Regions from separate parts of the Homo sapiens genome. Here region 1 is linked to region 2. The links are chromatin contacts, found by Hi-C in ENCODE. All regions are on one chromosome and are shown on one strand. Each heading gives the region's core, a stretch centred on a gene start or an enhancer-like site at or near the end of the contact. The rest is flanking DNA. Distances are from core to core; before and after follow the strand shown.

Region 1 (6,012 bases), core at 1-2,500, 730 kb before region 2:
ACCTTTTGGTGCTACCATGCTATGCATTGAGGGTCCAGGATGTGTAAGGCACTAGCACAGCACCTGAGATATTTTTGAGTGGTGGGGCAGAGAATGTGGTACAAAAAGATGAATGAGGCTGGATGCAGTGGCTCACGCCTGTAATCACAGTGCTTTGGGAGGCTGAGTGGGGAGTATTGCTTGAGGCCAGGAGTTTGAGACAGCACTGAGGGTCCAGGATGTGTAAGGCACTAGTACAGCACCTGAGATATTTCTGAGTGGTGGGACAGAGAATATGGTACAAAAAGATGAATGAGACTGGATGCAGTGGCTCACGCCTGTAATCACAGTGCTTTGGGAGGCTGAGGGGGGAGGATCGCTTGAGGCCAGGAGTTTGAGACCAGCCTGGTCAACACAGCAAGATTCTGTTTCTTACATTAAAAACAGCAACAACAACAACAACAACAACAACAACAAACAACCACCCATGAACAAGATCTAAGGAGTGCAGGGAAGGCAGTGGGTGCCTCTCAGCACACAGTGAGGCTGGTGCGCTGAGAGGTTTCCCCTCATTGGGATTTCTTTGTTCTCTTTGCTATTCCTCCCATTCAAGCAACCCTTTCTCTGCTCTTCCCTAGGTAAGGGGTGTGAGAGCAGAAAGACAAGCAGTCCTCTTTCGGCTGCAGTGACCATTGGGGTGCTCTGCCCAGGTCTCCCCGCTAGCTGCAGTGACAGTTGATGATGGCCATGGCAGAGCCCGCACTGGATGCCCCCTCCTGCTGCAGGGAATGGCCTCTTTTCAGGTCATATCCCCCAGGTTCTGAAACTGACCGAGGAAGGAACGCAAAGGCTCGGCCCTCTTGCCTCAACTTGGGACAACTCTGATGGGCCGTCCCAGCTCGAGAGCGCCACTTAGGATTGGCTGGGGGTGGCTCCAAGTGTAGCCTCGTTGCAGCCAGCTTCAGCTTCTGCAGCATCCTGCCTTTCTCACTTCTTTACAGGAGAATCTCCCGAGAACACCCTCTGATCAGCACTCTGCATGCAATTTCCATCTCAGACTCTGTTTCTAGGAAGACTTTCAGGCAGCTGACACTGGACGTGGTTGTGAGTTGCAGGCCCTAATGAAAAATTGGAGAGGAAGCAGGTGGCCGGCTGATGAAATGATAACCAGAAGGCCTGTGGGCTTGGGTGGCTGAGGCTGAGGCTACTGAGTGTTGAAGAGAGAGAGGCAGAGGCGCAGGATGACTCATCACTGGTTTCAGGCAAACTGTGAAAGCCAGAGCACTTCCTTGGCAGCATTTAAGAAAACCCCGATGATCTGCAGCTGGAAGGCAGGTTGGCTGGAGGACCAGTCTGAACCCTGAGTAGGTTAAGTTCTCAGTCCTTCAGACACAGGGCTCTAATGGGAAAGAGGTGAGACCCTTACACTTAGGGTGGGAGCCCTGGACAGTTGGGAACCCTGAACACTTACATGCCCCTGAGTCCCCTGGGCCTGCAGAAATGGCCTATTTCTCATGTCATGTAGAAGATTGTAGACTGCTTGAACCTGGGAGGCGGAGCTTGCAGTGAGCCCAGATTGCACCATTGCACTCCAGCCTGGGCAACAGAGCGAGACTCGGTCAAAAAAAAAAAAAAAAAAAAGCAAGACTTTCCTTTTCTGAAGATCATACAGAGGTCTCAAATGAGGTAGGTATCATACAAGACAATGCTTGACCCATCAGGATCTACCCTCATCTTTCCTGTTGGCAAAACCAAAGAATAACAAGAACCAAATCTCAGCACAGCCCGACTGGGGATGAGCTGGGCTGGCTTGGCCAAAAGGGGATATCAGGTGAAGGAGCTGTGGGGTCGAGCTAATATGTTGCAGAGGACCTGGGAATATATTCATGGGATTGGATCAAAGAGTGTAGATATAAAATCGAATAAGGTTGAGTTTATTGAGAGGGAGCAATCTAGGTGGTACAGGATTAAGCATCTTGGTCAAGATCCCTGGAGAGAATGCTAAGACTCAACTCAGATGTTGCTTAAAAGCCTAGAGAAAGCAGTGACCCACACTCAGGCAGATGGTGGAGAGAGGGACCAAATGGCTCAGAGAAGTGGCCATGCTGGAGTGGACATGCTAGCATCCATGGTGCTGACTATCTTCACGAGATGGCCTGGAGGACTTCCCATGTACAAAGGAATGCACTGGTGAGAGTGGCCCCAAAGTCACTGAGCTCAGGAATGGCTGTGCTCTATGTGCCAGAGCTGATGACAGATGATGAAATCACAGAACTGGCTCCTGGTAGCAACGGGGATGACAGGATCCTGGGATTACAAAGGCCAGGTGGTATGCTCACCATTGGATGCAAGGCAGAGGCCATGATCACAATGAGAGGCAAGATCAGTGGGGCACCCAGGGGGTTCCTGCCCTGCAGAGAGCTCTCAATAGGCTCATTGTTTTAGGAAGGAGATAGATGGGCACCCAACAAGGGCAATGCTTAATTTCTACAAGAAAGCACGTGTGGATTACCAGGAGGTACAAAAGTCAGGATCTTTTGCCTAGTTTCTTGAATGGAGCTAATTCTCAGCCCCAGAATCTGTTGACTGAAGGAGGAGCAGAGCTCTTCCCAGGAAGGATGGTACCATATTACAGCAGGTGCATTCAGCAATAATTCCCCCACTTCTCTCCTAAAGGTATCTAGGACATTTATTTAGGCAAATGCACACTGGGGAAAGACGAATGCCTTAGCTTTTCAAGGACTATTAAGCTAACATTGATATTTGGAGACCCAAGATGCTACCATAGCCCTCCTATTAGACTGGAGACCAGGAAGGCAGGTAATAAATGGAATCTTTTTTCAAGCCTAGCTCACATTCTTCATTTCCCTGGTTCTCTAGTATAATAGGAGTGAATGGCAGGTTCATTGGCAGAACCTGCACGTTGGCTCCTTGGCCTAGAATAAAAGATGTTGTAGTGGGGTAGGCCTCTTCCCCTACGAGATCGTAAACCACAGATATGACCACATCTTGCGTTGATGGCAGGAATGTCAGACATGAGTGTTACCCTCAAAGACTTAAAGGATGCAGGGGCTGTGGCCCTTGCCATAGCCTCATTTAATTCACCATGGTGGCTGCCCCTCACACAGACCTGGTGGGCCATGATGGGGGACAGTAAATATCCATACAGCGAGTCAAGTCATATCTCCACCTGCAGTGGCTGTGCCAAGCATGGAACTTTTGCTAGACAAGATTAAACGGAGTCTTTGGCCTCTCTAAGGAAGCTATTGACTTGGTGAACTGTTGTTTTTCATCCTTGAACAAAGGAGGATCAGAAGCAGTTCACATTGACCTGGAACAAACAAAGAATACTTTTATGGTCCCATTCCTGGTCCATGTGAACTCTCTCACTTTGTTGCTTAAAAAAATTCTTATTTATGGTTTATTTTGCATATTTGTTTCTAAAACAGACTCCTCATATAATAAATAAAATCATAATATTTTGATAATGGTAGAGACTAAATCATACAGTTTGTTGATTTTATATTTTTAAGTGCATCTTTAGTTTTTAAATGAGGCAAATTTCAGTTGTCTCTGAGGAGCTTAGAATTATCCAGTTATTTTTTAAGCATGCTAACTTTTGTTGTTTTTTAGTCTGAAGTCACCTGCCCTATCTGGACATTCCATAGACTACCACTTTTACCCACGACTTCGATGTGGCATGCTCATTGGACCAGATAAGCAAGCAGTGGCAAGTGGATTGGAGGTCTTGGTAAGCCACATGCATAGCGAGGCTGGGAGGTCAGCCCTGTGAAGACTTAGAGGCCTTCCACATTGGTGGAGTTTTTAGGGACTTAACAGGAGAGTCCCTCCAAAGTAAAGAGAGATTGCACTTCATACCTCCTCCCATTAAAGAGGTAGCACAGTGCTGAGGTGCCTCTTTAGCTTCTGGAGGAAGCATAGTTGGCCCTCGTGAACACATTTTGAACCCATTTTCTGGGTGGTGTGGAAGGCTGTCATCTTTGATTGGGACCCAGAAAGAAAAGCATTCTCAGTAGGTCCAGGTGATGATGGTGAAAGTAACCTTGTCATTTGTGCCATACGACCTGGACAACTGTATGGTACTCTGTGGCATTTATGGTGTGGTGTGGCAGAACTTGACGGCACTGCATGCACGTATGATACATCACAGAGGTATGGAAGGGACATCATGTGGAGCTCATGGCAAGCCCTGGGATAATCACTGCACTCCTGGCATTCTGGAGAAAGGCCATGCCATCAGCACCAAAGAATACATCATTTGAGAAGTGGCTCCTGGTGTGCTTCTCAGCCCTGATAGAGATGAAGCATTTCATCATGCGAGGTTGAGTAACCACATGGCTGGGCTGGTTTCTGTCAGACTCAATTGCTTATACACTTGGGTGGGCCCAACAGAAGGGGAAGTAGGATATCTAGGACTGAACATGAGCAGGGCCAGAGAGAACAAGGAAGTTGCACAAATGGTTTGCTTGGCCCTCAGGTCATCCACCACTCTTGTTCTGCTCTTTCTCCATCTGCTTACACTGATCGCCTTCTCTCAGGCCAGGATGGCTTGATTCATTGGCGCATGTGCATTTAATATGGATTGCAGGCAGCAACACTCAGGGATGGCCCTGGGAGACAGCAGTGAGGGGAAGTCTTCTGATGCACTTCCATCTGGGGAGGTCCTCTGGTCATCCACTGTGTAGGGAAAGTGAGGTGGCCTGAGGTAAGCATATGTGCCCTGTGACATTTATGGCAAGGCTCATGGGCAGTAGGATGTTAGAAAAAGAGAAAGATTGGAACACAAGAGACAAGGAAGTCTGGGGCAGGGGCCTGTGGATGGACCTATCAGGGTGAGTGCAGGGTGTGAAGATCTGGGTATCACATGGTGATCACCAGCAAAGAGCACTCACTGTGGAAGGGGCAGAAACAACCACATAGGCGACTTGGCTGATGGACATTAGTGAGCCTGTCATTGTCTCACCCAGTGCAGGAACAATGGATGCCCTAGTTGCAGAAATGAGGCTGTGCAAGAGCCCATCAGCACAGGCTCCCACTCTCCGTGGCTCTTCTACATGCTGCTGCTGCTGAATGTCTAATCTGTTGGCAGCAGAGACTAGCAACACCAAGCCCCCATATTAGTCTTTTAAAGAGACTAATCAACTATTTGGTAGCAAGTTGGCTCTGTGGACCTTTTCTCCCATGCAGGGGATAGAGACTCCTCTAGACCTGGGTCATCAGATAGTCTTGGCATAAGTTTATCTTTCCTGCCTGCAGGGCCTACGCCAGCATCACCATCCACCAACACAGGGTTCCACCTAACAGTGCTTTAGGTCAAGAAACCCATTTTATCGCAATGGAAATTCAGCAGTAGGCACATAACCATGGGTTCCAGTTTCCCCATCGCATATGACGTCACCCAGAAGCTACCAGCTTGACAGAGAGGTGGATGAGCCTTCTGTAAATAGTTAAGGGCCCAGATTAGAGATGATATCCTATGAGGATGGGCCACTGTCCTCCAGGACAGTGCACATACTATGTCAATGCTGCTGTGTCCCAAATAGGTTGGAACCAAAGAAAAGAATAGTAGTAGGAGCAGCCGTACTTAGCAACACCCCCAGTGACCTACTTAGGGAATGTGTGCTTTCTTTCTCTGACATATGAGGTTCTGTGGGTGTAGAGATCCTGGCTTGCAGAGCAAGGATGCCTCTGCAGGAGGACACAGCAAAAGTCCCAACGAACTTTAATTTACACCAGCCACTTTGTCACTTAGAGTCTTCATGACAAGGATCAGCCATAAAGGAAGGGAGATATCATCCTGGTGGGCACAGCTGGCCAGGGGAAGTGGGGCTGAGGATGCACAGGGCCAGGGCAGAATTGATTGTTGCTCAGAGGATGCACCGGGGTGTCTCTTGGTGCTCCCATGCTCAGTTTTAACTACAAGTGGCCAAGTGCAGATGTCATAGCTTGCAAAGGGAATGATAACTAGAGGTGCAGACCCTTCAGAGATGATGGTCTGGACTGCCTCACTAG
Region 2 (5,804 bases), core at 3,176-5,675:
TTTAAACTCAGATGAAACTGTACTTGTTTCACATTGCTCTACCTACATGACATTATACAAATAATTTAATCTCTTTCCCCATCTTCTCCCACATGCAAATGGGAATGACTTGTCTATTTCAAAGCCATAAGATGGAGAGAGGAGAGAAGGAAAATTTACTTTGTGTCTGACATGCAGGAGTTCCCAAAGAATGGAGCTTTCTCCTGCATTTTGCAGAAGTTTTACCTGAATGAATAAAGAGATCCCTATCACTTAAAAGTAATAGAAAAAAACAAATGGCTTAGGTTAGATTTCTCTGAAATGGCCTAAAGCACACCAGGGCAGAGATTACAGGAAAGTTGAAAATAATGTATTCAACACTGATACAATCAGTGTTTTCCACCCTCTGTTGCTCATCAAATGCAGCAATGGACACTTATTGTTGAAGATAATCCTGAAAAATAATTTAGACAGAAATAACAGAGATATATCGGCATAGAGCTACAGAAACTTAGTCACAAATACTCACCAAACAAACAGATATGCCACCATGTAAGCCTAATACCCTCATAGAATTTAAAGCCCTACTAGCAACTTTGCAAAATTCTTCAGTGAAAGTACTATTTTCCTGATCTCTGTGAGTATTTCAGGCAACTGCTTGGTACAATTTTGTGAAAATAAATTTAAGCAACAGATCACAGGATTGGAGAGATGACCCATGGAAGCTGACACTAAACCCAGCCAATGCCTTGGTTTCATGGACACTATAACATATACTTTGCATCTTCTGGTTCCTTGATTTTGACATCAAGTTCCACACAGTTGCATTTTTCCTTGCCAACCCCCTTCCTCCACCAAAATAAACAGCACCCTTCAACAGATGAATAAAAAATTGTGAACAATACTAGTCAACGTTTAAAATGAACAAAGTAGCACTGTATGAATCAACACCAAAATGTCAAAAACATGTTGCTTTAGAAAAAAGATAGTGGAAAAAAATATGTATGCAATGTGATATCATTTATAAAAAGTTTTCAAATCTAAAAATGGTTTAAAATTTTATCGCGATAACTAGAAATGATTTTAAACACTTGGGTAGGAGTAAGAACACCAAATGCATGCTAATGATTATCTTCATGGGAGAATCAGGAGAGAAGGATTTCATGCAGTACGCAGGGGCCACACCAGCTGTATAATAACTTCCCCCAAAGTCATCTGCAGCAAACATAACATGGCACAGATTGGAAGTTGATAAAGTTGGGAGTGGTACCTAGACACTCACTATTTTAATCTCTTTTTTTGTTTTTTGAGAGGGAGTCTTACTCTGTCACCCAGGCTGGAGTGCAATGGTGTGATCTGGGCTCACTGCAACCTCCGCCTCCCAGGTTCAAGTAATTCTTCTGCCTCAGCCTCCTAAGTAGCTGAGACTATAGGCACGTGCCACCACAGCTGGCTAATTTTTGTATTTTTAGTAGAGACGGTGTTTCACCATGTTAGTCAGGCTGGTCTCGAACTCCTGACCTCATGATCTGCCCGCCTCAGCCTCCCAAAGTGCTGGAATTACAAGCCTGAGCCATTGCGCCTGGCCTTACTCTCTGTTCTTACAAAATGTTTATAATGTTTTATAAACCAAGAAAAAAGATACAAATAATGTAGTTTTAAGACATTGAAAAAGGAAGTTTTACTTTTGGCTGCTACAAGAAATGTGTAAAACTCCTTTCTAGTCCAACCTTCTTGCTGCTGCCTGCCCTGCTGTGATGATGAAACTCTGTGCGTCAATTCTTCTCTGCTAAATTGATTTGGAGGCTGCCCCTCGCCTCCAGAGAGCACATTATCCACTCAAAAGAAACTGGGTAAATGTTTTTGTTGGATTCAAAGCTCTATTGTAGCATGACATTTGGATCCTTTTTGATCTAGCTCAAATCTCCTCTACGAACATAGAGTCCTGCCAGTTGTCAACATCTGTGACCTGCTCAGTCTCTTGGAGCTCCTCACTCATCTTGGACACCTGTCTGCTTTATTCTGAAATCCCCACTGGTAAATTTCTCTACCTAGGGCACCTATCAATGGCAAAACAGTGTTACATGCATCCCTTTTGAAAAGACCAGGCCAGTGGGTCCTTCCATCTCAGGGTGCCCCTAACTGAAGGAACATTTATAGAGCACTTGGTACAGTGTACATGAGGTGTCCGGTTGCTCACCAGTGTACTCTGCTACTTTCCAAGCTGTGAGATCATCGTGGGCATCACCTTGTTTATCCATTTGGTCACATGCTGGCCATATAAGAGCTGATTATAAAATACAGAACAAAGTAATGTTTACTTGTGATATGGCTCATGTTTTGATGACAAAAAGTGATAATTCTAGAGATTCACTAACATGGTTCAATTAAAAAAAGAAAAAGAACACATGTGCTAGAATGCATTACAGCACTCAGAATGACAGCCAACATGTAATGAGTGCTGTAGAAGTGATGGTATTATTGGCCCATGAGCACTACATTGTTATATGCATAAATCTGGTTTGGGAGTGCCTCCCCAGGGCCTTGGAAAGCTTGAGAAGCCCCTGCTCTTTGGTACAATGCCTGAAAATCAACTGACATGTTAGCGGCTGTGTGGGGAGCACAGTGATTCAGAGAGCAGCTTTGGAGGCAAAGCTGGGTGATGCTGGGACATGGCCGATCTTCCCTGCAGTTCAGCTTTGATGGCCCCAGCTGTGATGGCACCTTGAAGAGTTATTCTGAAGAAGAATGAAACAATGTAGGTATAGCCCCCAGCATGGCAACATCACTCATACGTGTGGGACAAATTGGCCAGGCCCCAGCTCAGTGGAATTCCACTAGGCATGTTGGCTGAGAGTGAAGAGAATAGCCCAGCAGTGCTTACCTCCTGTGGACTAGTGTATATTTCTTTTTTTTTTTTTCTTTTTTTGAGATGGAGTTTTGCTCTTGTTGCCCAGGCTGGAGTGCAATGGTGCAATCTCGGCTCACCATGACTTCTGCCTCCCAGGTTCAAACAATTCTCCTGCCTCAGCCTCCCAAGTAGCTGAGATTACAGGCACGTGCCACCACGCCTGGCTAATTTTGTATTTTCAGTAGGCATGGGGTTTCTCCACGTTGGTCAGGCTGTTCTCAAACTCCCGACCTCAGATGATCCCCCCGCTTCGACCTCCCAAAGTGCTGGGATTACAGGCGTGAGCCACCGCACCCTGCCGGCTAGAGTATATTTCTCACTATTGGAAGAGAACGATGGCTTGGTGGAACAGCATCGGGCTTAGATTTAAGGGTCTGGGTTGAAACTCTGGCTGCAACACAAATGTTGAGCCTTTTGTGGAGTCACTTAAACTCTCTTAGTCCCCATTTCTCTGTCAAACGACTATCATAAGACCTACTTCTCAGAGTGACCATGAAGCCTAAAGGAAGTCATATATGTGAAAGCACCCAGAGTGTGCCAATGAATGTATTAGAGTTGACACTTCACACTAGAGTAGCCTTTTTCTGTTGTTTTTTAAATCACTGCTACTACAGACCAGAGAATAGTTATCTATTAGTTGTGTATTTTCTTGCATAGCACTGAGCTAGGAACTGATGAAGCAGAGGCCAACCAAACAGACATGCTCCCTGCTTGTCTGACTTTTCATCTATGTAATAACTTTGAATAACTCCTTAAAATAAATAAAGATAAATGCTCACTCTTATATGGTAAAGAAACTGAGGTATAACAACTTTAAGACAAAGACAAACAATATTTTGACATGTCATGGGGTCTACCAAAGTACCTTGACTATAACATGTATAGAATTAAAGATGCATCAAAACATGCATGAAGAATTCCGAGACAGAAAGAAAAGTTGTCGGCAGTGGGGGGTTTTCTAAAGAGAAATGAGCAGCAGTCTCCCAGGAGCCACACCCTGTCTCTCAGCCATGTTTTATTTATTGAACATGGGACTCTGGCAGGAGGACATGTGTCTTCTCTTTAACCTCAATGAGAGAATGCGGGGAATGGCCCCAAGCAAAGGAGGTCCTGCCCATCCTTGGGCAAGAGTCATATGTGCTTCTCCTCCATCACCCCAAGCCGATGCCTCATTTTCCAAACCAGCCTCCTCTCTACACCCCTGTCCCTACAAATGCTTGACTGGCTAAGAGGATGGATGGGCATTTGGCAGATGAATTCGGGGCTGCTCAGTATACTTGGACTTTGGCCAGTGCTTTGAGATTGAGGTGGGCATAGAAAAGTGTTAGCTGGAAGACAGCTGCAATTCTAAGTTGGGAGAGCACAGGGCAGTGCACTCTCTTTCCTCTGAACTTGTAGCTGAAAGAAGCTCGCTGCTGCCACACACCTGTGACTTTGTGTGAGATGTGAGCTGCCGGTCCCAGGGAGCCCCTCAGAGCTGGTGGGAGCAGAGGCACCCTGCACCCTCACAAAGTTCTCCACAGTTCAGCTGCACCTGGGACTGTGTAGGTGTGTTTTTCTCCTCTTGTTGATTTGGTTACCGAAAAGAGCTTTTGATGGAGACCACATCCTTTTACTGAGTATCAAGAAAGTTTATTAAAAGTAGCTCAGAGAACACAATAAAACCCCCAACTATCTGATTCAATAGTGCTCGCCTGACTTTCCTTTCTCTGTCACCAAGTTATAAACACACCTTCTGTAATCAGCTGTACTTTCCATCTTGAAAGGATATTTCAGAAAGGGAGATAAGACAAACGGGCAATGGCAGATGATAAATCAGAATGTATATTGGATTCTTTTAAAAAGATATGGTAAATTCTCATTCAAAGTATACAAAAGCATGTATTGCTGAGTTACAAATACTGATATGCTTTAACTCGTTCTATGATAACAGCCAGGAATGTATCTAAGATGGCATATAACTTTCAAAGAGTCCTTTCCCTTCCGTGCAAATGTTGTTGCTGAGAGTGTCTGCAGCCTGCATGAACTGGCATGTACTGCCAACAGGTACAGGAGCATTCTAAGCAGAGGGAAGATTTAAGTCTTTAGTCCATCTTGGATTAATTTTTGTATAAGGTGCAAGGAAGGGATCCAGTTTCAGCTTTCTACATATGGCTAGCCAGTTTTCCCAGCACCATTTATTAAATAGGGAATCCTTTCCCCATTTCTTGTTTTTGTCAGGTTTGTCAAAGATCAGATGGTTGTAGATGTGTGGTGTTATTTCTGAGGGCTCTGTCCTGTTCCATTGGTCTATATCTCTGTTTTGGTACCAGTACCGTGCTGTTTTGGTTACTGTAGCCTTGTAGTATAGTTTGAAGTCAGGTAGCGTGATGCCTCCAGCTTTGTTCTTTCGGCTTAGGATTGACTTGGCAATGTGGGCTCTTTTTTGGTTCCATATGAACTTTAAAGTAGTTTTTTCCAATTGGTAGCTTGATGGGGATGGCATTGAATCTATAAATTACCTTGGGCAGTGTGGCCATTTTCACGCAGAGGGAAGAGCATGTGCAAGGGCAGAAAGGAGTGCCCAGTGTGGAGACTCTGCAGCTGAGAGGTTACACACACTCACTTCTCATTTTAGGCTTACAACAGTCAAGGGAGGTTGTAAGGGATATGTAGGTAATGTGGTTTAAGAGGTCAAAGATCAGAAAAATTACACATTGCAAAAGCCACGGCTTGAAAGGCAAAGAGAACAGGAACTCATAGCTTGGACACTTACTAGCCGTGAGGCATTGAGTAAGTGATCAGCCTCAATGTCTCTGTCTTTAGAATGGGCATGATGATGCCCACTTCATAAGACTTGCTTTAAAGATTGCATTAGGAAAAAAATGTAAATCCTAACATCATGTAGCAGATGCTCGAAAAGTGTCCTTTTTCT

Evidence for each region. A loop is a pair of places that touch in the nucleus more often than their neighbours do. Pooled maps may share reads with other maps.
Region 1: a pooled map shows a loop between it and region 2 (5-fold over the local background). The contact joins two enhancer-like sites. A Hi-C loop is called at or near these places in 1 of 168 maps with a recorded cell type or tissue (ovary), 2 of 37 single-sample maps with no recorded cell type and 7 of 50 pooled maps.

Annotation. Positions count from the first base shown.
Region 1 is chr2:8,297,394-8,303,405 of GRCh38, reverse strand. LINC00299 (long intergenic non-protein coding RNA 299) reads left to right here. Exons shown (of 9, transcript NR_034135.1): 3 at 3,613-3,730. Among named protein-coding and RNA genes, the nearest start is that of LINC00299, 28 kb to the left of the region's middle. RefSeq lists enhancers at 1,015-1,074, 2,180-2,736. Within about 2 kb of position 1,250, at least 17 of the 41 ENCODE cell types and tissues checked have a DNase peak (open chromatin) inside an H3K27ac peak, as active enhancers do.
Region 2 is chr2:7,566,437-7,572,240 of GRCh38, reverse strand. No RefSeq gene overlaps it. Among named protein-coding and RNA genes, the nearest start is that of LINC01871, 160 kb to the left of the region's middle. Within about 2 kb of position 4,425, at least 4 of the 41 ENCODE cell types and tissues checked have a DNase peak (open chromatin) inside an H3K27ac peak, as active enhancers do.